Linked DNA regions of Homo sapiens: region 2 is linked to region 1. A link is a loop called in an ENCODE intact Hi-C map of the cell type or tissue named here. Cell type or tissue: dorsolateral prefrontal cortex. All regions are shown on one strand.

Region 1 (5,000 bases):
TTTGCCAGCAGGTGGAGGCAGGAGCACTGACATCATAGATCCTCAAGAGGAACTTGCCAGGTTAACTCCTGGTGTTTTTGTTTTTGTTTTCCAAAAATCCAATTAATACAAAGAAAACTCATTCCTTGTTGATCATTTTATTTCCTATAGTAGTAATGTGGTCTGTGAAAATTACACTTTAGTACATCTCTTTTATAATTAATCTTAGAATTCCAGGACACTCTTCTAGTTATTGTTTTACTTAGGGCATTTTAGTTTGAGCATTTCTCTCTCATCTGTGCTGATGGACAGGTAACAGTGCAAAATACAAATATCATTAACATTTCACTGTGGATTATGTGTGCTGGCCATAGTTTTTACTTTAAGGTTTTTCCATTATTATAAGATTGAGTTAATAATATAAGTGAATACACTTTGAAAATTGCAAAGTACGTTTCTGTTTTGGAGGTTGTTATTTAACTAGCATTATTTGCATTATATAATAGTTGAAAGATTGGGAATCGAAAAGTTTGTTGTCTGTCAAGAGGGAGCCAGCCTAAAGATTAACTTAGTAAAGTCACAGAGTGCTTGCCATGTGGATGATGAAAATGTGTTTGGTTGTTTATGTGCTCTTAAAGGCAGTTAGAATGTGGTTATAGTTTTCTTGGCAGATAATAGTTGATGTCTCACAGAAACCGTGAAATTTAAGAGTTAAATAGAAGTTTGTGGTTCATGGCTACTTTAACCTACTTTGTCTAGTAATGAGTTGTAAGAGGATTTATTTTAGTTGTCAGTTCTAGTTTTAACCTAGGGTAGGTATTGTAGCTATGGCAATAAATATTTGAATACTGAATTCACTTTTTATGTAAGCTGATTTTAGTCCTGATGTATAATCGGGGGTAAGCAAAATGTACATAAAATTAAAAGATTTAAAGATTTTTCTGTTCCCTTTCAAAACTGATGATTATTTGGTTTAAGGCAAGTATTTTTCTTAAGACCTTTTTTATCAAATTTGTTGTTCTTGTTTAGTGGACTTTAAGGACAGGAGTCCTTGTGGCAGATGTAAATAGTATAGTGATATCTTAGTTTTCTCTTTTAAGCTCGATAACCTTGTTGGGGTTTTTCTTTGTTTTTTGCTTTTGGGTGTTTTTCGTGATTGCATTTGAAAAAAATGGCTTTAAGGCTTTGAATTTGGAAAGGAAAGCTATTAATTGAAAAATATAGATAAACAATGATTTTGAGATGACTTCTTAAGCTTCTAGGTTTGAAATTGAAATTTATTTCTTACAGATGGTTTTTGTTCTGTTTATGTAATTCTTAGTAGTGAATAAGAAACTTAAGTAGGTAAATTTGATTCTTCCCTTTCATGAGCGTTTCTCTTCAGTATGATCATAAAATTGAATTTTTTTCTTACTGCTTCTACCATTTCTGCTTTAACTCTCTTTTTAAAGTTCTTATTATTTCATGTGGATCTGGATAGTTGTCTTATTTTGAATAAAAAGCTTCTAGCAGCATATATGACTAATTAAAATACTGTATGTATGTACTGCATCTACCTCTGTGGAATTCAGACAACTCTTTTTCTTATGTATTCTGAGTTACACTTTCTGAAACTGAAAAATAAATGATCTAGCCTAAATGAGAGCACAGAGCAGGTAGTTTGAACCTTATAAGCTATAGAGATGATTGCACTTTAATACGATTTAGTTACCATATCACAGACAGAGTTTAGTTACTTTTTAGTAAATTTTTGAGGATATCCGTAGTTAATATTGGGTACATTCCCTTGGATTTCTTATTTTGGCATAGCCATTCTGTCTTTTAAAAAATAAATGAAGAAATCTTTGGGTTAGGGTTCCCCCAGTTTTCAGACCAGCAAGCTCCCTTTAAACAGGGAATGATGTCTTTTAAACTTTCAGTGGTGTTGTCTCCATCTACTGGCAAAGAAGAAATATACACAAGGGTCTGAGATGATCTAAGAGATATTGGAGAAACCACATTATTAGGTAAGATGTAACTTAAATCTTTAACCACTGTACTATGATGTGGCCCACTTAAAGGTAGAAATCTGTAAAGTACTGCATATACTCTTATTTTTTAAAAAATTTATTGAGGTGAAATTTACATGACAAAATTAACCATTTTTAAATGAACAGTTCCATAGCGTGTATCTGTATTATTCTTGAATGTTAGTTTTATAGCATTTACATATATATGTATATATATTTTATATGTAAAGATCAAATTTTTCATCTGAAAGCCAGATGGAGTGTCCTCTTGGGACTTATTTTACGTTTTTTTTCTTTCTGTGGTATATTTGTTATGGTTGACCTATAACTAATTTTAACTCTACATGTTATTTCTGTTTCATTTCAAAATAATTTAATTGTATTATATATGTTTTAATAATTGTCTATATCAGGGGTTGGCAACCTTTTTCTATAAAGGGCCAGTTGTAAATATTTTAGGTTTTGTGGTCCCTGTCATGACTGCTTTTTGTGCTATTGCAGCATGAAAGTAGCCATGGACAATACATAAATGAAAAAGCATGACTGTGTCCCAGTACAACGTTATATACAAAAATCAGTGGCAGGCTGCATTTGGCCACCATAGTTTGCTGATTCCTGGTCTAATAATTATGAGAGTATATACAGTAAATTTACATATTCAAATTGTAAGTAGAAGTAAGTAATCAAATGTTCATCAAAATTCTTGTAAATGTATGTAGAAAATTTAAATTAGATCCACAGTAATCTGGTTGTGGGCCTTTAAAGTTTTTTTAAAATCAAAGTTTGAGGGAACTTTGAGGTGGCCACTACTCACATTTAAAGATTGCCTGACTTAATGATACGTACTCTTCTTTTGGTTGATATGTAGGAATAAACTTGGTTAATGCAAGTCTTAGAATTTGTAAGCAGGTAGATTATTGTAAATTAGTACCTTGAGGTGTAATTTGAATTTCATTTCTCTAGGGGATTAAAAAAAAACCTGAAAGATCTATCTCAAATTAAAATTTGATGTATGTTACTACTGACACTATGTGGACTAGACAGAGTATAGTTTGTATATGGATAAAAAGTCATTTGAAAGAACCGACTTGTTAAACGTGAGGAAATGGCACTCATATAGGCAAAATTACAGGCTTTTTGTTTGAATGGGTCTATTTTTCTTAAATTGGTTTTTTTTTTACATTGTTTTATAATCAGTTATTAAGAAAACATGTATTCATAAAATGGTACAAATGCATTTGATATCTGGAAAAACAAGTGCATGATCACTTTTATTGCACATGTTTAATCTTTATATTTAGCCTATATTGGCACTTTGTCAGGAAATCCATCTCGTGGTGTTACTCAGTTAAGAGGTCTCCACTGTATTTAGTTTCTGTTCCTGCAGATCCACCAATTCAAGACTCTAGGTCATCTCACTCCCTCTTCCATCCCGAAGATGACTTCTATCCACAAGCAGGAGTGAATCAAAAGACATTTTTCACTTAGCTCTTGAGCTGAACCACCTCCTCAATGACCTTCCTCTGTCTCCATCAAGAACTGGAGCTCAGTTTTTTGAAGATGTAATAGAACTACTCAGCCCAAATGTGGCTGATTGAAGACAAAAAGAAGATACCTCATATGTTTCACCACAGTGCAGCCAAACGTAACTGTGTTGTCCAACTCCTCATTCTGTAAAGCTTGGCAGGGGCATCTGATTTTTGACTCTGTTCACCAATAAGACTTTAGCCAGTCAGTGGCTTTCTGAAGATCAGTAAAATCAACAAACTTTGGGTCAGCTGTCCAGAAATCAGATTGTGGTAAGCACTCAAGGACAGATAGGATCCCTGTAGGGAGCTACTTGTAAAAGATGCTTTGTTTTATTAGTAGAGGTTGCTTTTATGGGAAAAGTTGGGGGAAGAGGTGGATGGGGAAGGCCACGGTTAGCAAAGCTTACCCGCGTCCCCATTCTTTCAGTTTTCTTGGGAATCTTACAGCTTAGGATAATTTTCATATCACAGAACAAGAGAAGTAGAACCAGGTGCAGTGGCTCACGCCTGTAATCCCAGCACTTTGGGAGGCGGAGATGGGCAGATCACCTGAGGCCAGGAGTTCAGGACCACCCTGGCCAACATGGCAAAACCCTATCTCCACAAAAAAATAAAAAAAATTAGCCGGGCGTGGTGGCAGGTGCCTGTAATCCCAGCTACTCAGGAGGCTGAGGCAGGAAAATCACTTGAACCCAGGAGGCGGAGGTTGCAGTGAGCCAAGATTGCGCCACTGCACTCCAGCCTGGGCGACAAAGCGAGTCTCCATCTCAAAAAAGAAAAGAAAGAACAAGAGAAGTAGAGGGTCAGTTGCTTCTGTCTCCTCTTTACAGTCTTTTCTAGAAAAGTCAGCTTTATTTTTGCTTCATGAAGGAAAGAAACCAATCATTTAAATTTATAATTTTGTAGTAAATACCTAATTTTTTTCTCAAGTTCTGGCTTAAATTGATACTAACCAACATGCACATTGTTCTTGAGATTCATCTACAAAAGTAGCCTAAAAAAAACTTTTGAGGCCGGGGCAGTGGCTTGCTTGTAATCCCTGCACTGGGAGGCTGAGGTGAGAGGAATGCTTGAGCCTGGGAGTTTGAGACCGGCCTGGGCAAGATAGTGTGAGATCCTGTCCCTTCCAAAAAAAAAAAATTAGCCGGGCATGGTGGGGAGCACCTATAGTCCCAGCTACTCGATAGGCTGAGGCAGGAGGATTGCTTGAGCCAGGAGGCTGAGAAATCAGACAACCATTTCAGGGTCATAGTTGCATAGTATAGAGGATAAAACTAATATTTTAGCTTGTAGGGAACAATAATTCAATAATTAATTGTAGATGAATATTAAAAATACTACTTTAGAATAATTTTAAAGTCACTTTCCCATCCTTATTAGTATGTTTAGTTATTGGTACTAATTTTTTCATCATAATTATTCATTATTAATTGGCTAAAAAAAGGAAAAGATACAAATGAAACCAATAGTTCTCTATTTCTCA
Region 2 (5,000 bases), 630 kb before region 1:
TCAGGTGCAGAGGAGCTAGATTGTGCTAGAGGAACCCAAAGCAGAGGGAGTAGGGACTAGAGTCCTACAGGGGTGTGTGCACAGGTAGTTCTTGATAAGCTGTCAGCAGAAGGGAGGCTGCTGTGAATCGGCAGGGCCACGGGAAGCCACCCAGGTCCAGTGTTTCTTGTGCTTTTTACTCTTTGGATCACTTCAAGCAAAATCTTATGTCATAAAAACAAAAAATTCCGCTGGGGATAGGGTGCTAGATAGCATTTTTTAGGTAGTGGGTACCTCTGAAATTTGGAGGTAACATAGCCTGATTGGTGTTTAGGAGGATGATCTGGCAACAGAAATGGGAGAGTGGAGGGCAGGCAGAATTGAAAAGACAAAGATTAGGTAAGAAGCTAGCACAGTGGACCAAGCCCCCATTATCACCTCTTATCCTCATGGAATTTAGAAGACCATTTCCAATTCCGTAGCCACAGAGTGATGGTTACATAATCAGATGAGATAATGCTATAGGGATATATTTTGTAAATATGTGGTGGTGGTATCATTGTAGTTCCTTCTTAGAAAGTATTTTCTGTGCTCCCACTTACTCCAGGCTTGAGTAAGAACAGCAGACCAGAAGGTGGACAATCTGGGTTCTAGTTTGGACTCTACCACTATGTAATCTTGGGAAAATCACTTAGTCTTCTTGGTTTTCCTCATCAGAAAAATACCCAATTCACTTTAAAATTATTACATATATAGCTTCTCAGTTTTTTTTTTTTTTTTTTTTTTTGATGTGGAGTCTTGCTCTGTCACCCAGGCTGGAGTGTAGTGGTGTGATCTCAGCTCACTGCAACCTCCGCCTCCCAGGTTCAAGCGATTCTCCTACCTTAGCCTCCTGAGTAGCTGGAATTATAGGCGCCCGCCACCACACCTGGCTAATTTTTGTATTTTTAGTAGAGACGGGGGTTTCACCACGTTGGTCGGGCTGGTCTTGAACTCCTGACCTCGTGATCCTCCCGACTTGGCCTCCCAAAGGGCTGGGATTACAGGCGTGAGCCACTGTGCCTGGCCGCTTCTCAGTTTCTAACAGTATTTATCTGGGGGTAAGGACAAGGATAATAGGTGGATACAAGCAAAATAATTATGTTATATGATCCAAGTGAATAGTAGTCAGCTGTGTAAATCCCACCAGTATCCTTTTATCTATGTGTTAGTAACTTTAAGGGAGGAAAAGTAAGACAGGCTATTATTAAAGAAAGAGCCCACTCTTCCATGATATTTAAATATTTATTTAAGTTTAAAAATAATCTTCATGGCACCAATGATTTTATGCTAACTACATACTGCATATGTAGAAAAAAGTACATTGCTTTGAAGGAAAATGTAACTTAAGAGTTTTTGGCACACAGAAGGTTAACAACTATATATTTTTAAATGTATCTAAGAAATTCACATTTGCAGGTAGTTTACCCTCTACTGCTTAAAGATGCAGTATGCTATTCTTTAGTAAGAGTTTTATTTCCTGATAGATGAAGCTATGAAAACCATTGCTTTTTCTACAATGAGATAAACTAATTTTGAGAGAAAATGAGAGACATGTTAGAACACAGTATAACCAGGTTAAAAACTTGAACAATTTTTAAAGGTGGAGATATACCAAAAAAGACTAGTCACCAATCAAAGGAGGTTTATTATTCAAGCACTATTTGAAAAGCAAACTGAAGGAAACTTTTCTATCCATATTTTCTGGGATGAGCCCTGGAAAAAAACAACCCTAAAGTTTCTGTTTACAGAGCAAAATTTAGCTGTTAGAAATGGCATAGACTACTGTACTGTTAGAACTCTAGACACAAGGAACATACTAGGATATGGAATACTGCATCTGTCTCTAATGTGAATATGAAAGGTCAGAGTTGAGGCTATCACTCACTGCATAGAAACACCAGATTCTACAAACTGAGGTAGGAGCACTACACTAAAAGGTAATCTTCTATGTTGCATAAGACAGTAGATACCAGGTGGACACCAGCCCCCTGTCTCCTGACAGCCTTTTCATCTCTGGGTCTACTTTTCACGTTAGTCCTGTGCTAAATAAAGCCTTTGCTATGTAGATGACAAGTGGCAGTGGCTAGTTGATTTTAACTGACCCCTAATCTCTACTAGGATCTCCTTCGGTTTGTATTGTCACTCGATAAATAGATGTTTATAATTCTGCCTAAATTGTTGCTGGTATGAAAATGGTCAGAGAAGCCCTCTTCCCTTCTTAGATTCCAGCTGTGTTTTAGCATTCCAGTATTTGATCTTGCCCATTTGGCATCAGACATCTCTTTGCTGGTTAGTTGTTCAAGCACCCTTTAAACAAGCAACCCTAGTGCCTCCACTGGGAAGAGGTCCCAGATCTTTGATACATGTCAGGCATGGAAACAGAGCTGACTGACCCTCTTCTGCTAACATACTGGTAAGGATCAGTTTTATTGTCTAGAGCAGGATTGGCGTATTATGGCCTGTAGGCTAAATTCAGCTCACTGTTTTCATAAAGTTTTATTGGAACACAGCCATGTTCCTTCATTTACAAATTATCTGTGGCTGTTTTTGTGCTGTGATGGCAGAATTGAGCAGTTGTGACACAGTATGGCGTGCTAAACCAAAATATTTACTGTGTAGCACTTGACATAAGTTGATTGACCTCTGGTCCAGATGAAAGGATGTCTTTAAAATTATGCAAATCTCTCCCTAAGAACCCCAATTATTCCACAGTTGTCATATTGTAAACATGGACATGGTTCTACCATCTCGGGGGACAAAATAGGGGAGGTCAAGTCTACAAGTGACTTGTTCTGTTCTGCGTTTGGGGCTGTCCAATTAGGGTATCAGCAGCTGCTCTACTTTTGTGTGGGTCCAGGAATATGTCCATTGACCACCCTTAAATAAGCCCTCAAGCCCCAGATGACTTAGAAATCTCTCCCTGAGATGAAAACAGGATCTTGTGTGTGATTGGTTTTAGAGTTGAAGAGCTTGGGCCTAGGATCCCACACTCGCCCTTCATATGCCTGTGCTGCGTGCTTCGAGGACTTCCCTCTGCAAGGATGGTGATGCTTTCCTAGAACTTATGCAGAGGATGACCCTAGGGGGCAGCATTTCTACATCTAAGTGTTGGTCTCTGCCACGGTCACATTCTGTGTTTTGTAGGCATCTCTTAGAAATCTATTTTAAAAGATTCTTTTCCTGGTCCCTTCTAAGGCTGTTGATCTTGGAATTCTATTTTCTGAAGCTTTTCATTCTCAGGATCAGTTTCTTTCTTGCATCGTTTAGTTCATCAGGCTCTATTTTCTTAATCCATAAAGTAAAAACAAAATATGAATTGTTAAGAAAATAACATTTCGTTGTTAAAATATAAATTGAAATAGTCTTTGGGTCAAGGGGGTGTATATAAAATAAGCACTGCTATCCAAATCTCAACAGTCTCTCAGGTAACTTAACTCTGCTTTCTCTTAACTACACTTTGTCCAACATTTCTGACAGAACTATCTATCTCTGGTACCACTGAATTCGTTTAACGCCCCTGGAGCACTATAAAAGTCTTGAGGTTCTTCGGAAAAAAAAAATCACGTTAAGTCTAGTTTCATTATACAAAACTATGGTGATGCCCACTAGGCTCTAGACTAAGGGGACAGACTTACCCCACCCCTGATGCTGCTGTTGCTGTAGCGGTGGTCCCTTCAGATGCCCACTCTGCTCAGATTTGAAAAAACAAAAGGAAAAGAAAATCCAACTCAGACCATCATAAGAAGCAACTTTCCATTTAATCATTCTACATGGATGTTTACTTTTTTAAAAGTTCTGGCTGGCAAAAAAAACAAACAAAAAACTAAACAGTCCCCATTGTCCAGATCCCTGGCCTGCCCTGCTGAGGCTGCAGTGATGAGTCTACTGGAACCCAGTGGCACCAGCAGGAAAAGCTCCTGCAGAATACAGAGGACAGCAGCTCTCTAGTTTTCAACTAGTGTCCCCTCTGCTAGGTGATACTACTGCAATAATCAGTAATAGTAAAATAAATTATTTTTATTTGATACTTCAAAATAATATACATCTATGAAAAATCAAAATTCAAAACCAAAAATTATCCTGCAAATTGGAAAGATGAGAAACAGAGTCGCTGAGCCTTTCTTGAAATAACTTCTGAAGAAAATGAGTTTTCCCAGTTTGTTTAGACAGGGCATGAGCCTATCCCTTTCTTCTTCTGGGAAACACCCTCCTAGGCTGCAGTGGACTTTGAGTCATGAGAGGAGGACTTGGTATATGTGCCGATGGTTCCGCGATGGGTCCCATTGCTGGGAATGGGTAGCCGGGTTCCTTGGTCCACCTGGCTAGTTTTTGGGAGGAGTCATGCCTTCTCAGGTGTCAATGAGCAGGCTCACCACTGAGCGGATTTTGCAGGCAAACCATCGCCTGAGGGGACAAAAGTATTGATAGTGGAATTGTTCAAACTCGGGGGTCTGGCGGATATCACGGAAAAAGGCAATGTCAAGGTCAGACTCGGTAAGGATGATCAGGAGGAGGAGCAAAACAAAGAGGAGTCCCATGGTCACAAGGAGCAAACGGAGGACACTTAGAACAAACTTATTCACCTGTTCCTCCTCGGGCCCGCTGTGCCCCTGACACAGGGCCCTCAGCTCTCCCCCAAGGGCCTCCACCTCTGTAGCAGTTGGGGTGCTGGCTTCAGATTCCTTCTCCTCCTCAATGCTGCAGGTGGCTCCATTGATCTGCCGGGAAAGCAACATCAGCTCCAGGCTGTGCTCAGCCACAGGGGTGGGCAGCACGCTGTCTGCAGGGCTGTAGGCCTCGTCTGCAATCACAGCTACTCGCTCATTGCTATCTGTCCGGCTGCTTCTCACGTGAGGCAGGAAGGTGTCCCCATGGGAAGTGGAACGCACTGGTGTGGAATGGGCACTGTCCCGTAAGGACTCTAGGCCTAGAAAGGCAAAAGGAACATGAGTAGGCTGTGTCCCAATGCACCCTTTGCT

Evidence for each region. Hi-C counts contacts between places; a loop is a spot of excess contacts. Peaks named below come from ENCODE experiments on the same cell type or tissue, not always from the same donor. Only the 100,000 strongest peaks of a DNase experiment are listed, where the experiment ranks them.
Region 2: a loop joins it to region 1, with 2.8 times the contacts of the local background. A loop is called at or near these places in 12 of 110 quality-filtered maps.

What each region holds. Positions count from the first base shown.
Region 1 is chr15:44,500,064-44,505,063 of GRCh38, forward strand. The region is part of intron 8 of CTDSPL2 (CTD small phosphatase like 2); the gene reads left to right. Among named protein-coding and RNA genes, the nearest start is that of EIF3J-DT, 34 kb to the right of the region's middle. In dorsolateral prefrontal cortex, a CTCF peak has its summit at 1,915 (motif pointing left); no DNase peak of the experiment used is centred here.
Region 2 is chr15:43,869,515-43,874,514 of GRCh38, forward strand. It overlaps FRMD5 (FERM domain containing 5), which reads right to left. Exons shown (of 14, transcript NM_032892.5): 14 at 1,250-4,948. The coding sequence ends at 4,371. Among named protein-coding and RNA genes, the nearest start is that of WDR76, 45 kb to the left of the region's middle. In dorsolateral prefrontal cortex, CTCF peaks have their summits at 3,119 (motif pointing right) and 3,328; a DNase peak (open chromatin) is centred at 3,077; H3K27ac peaks cover 2,530 bases.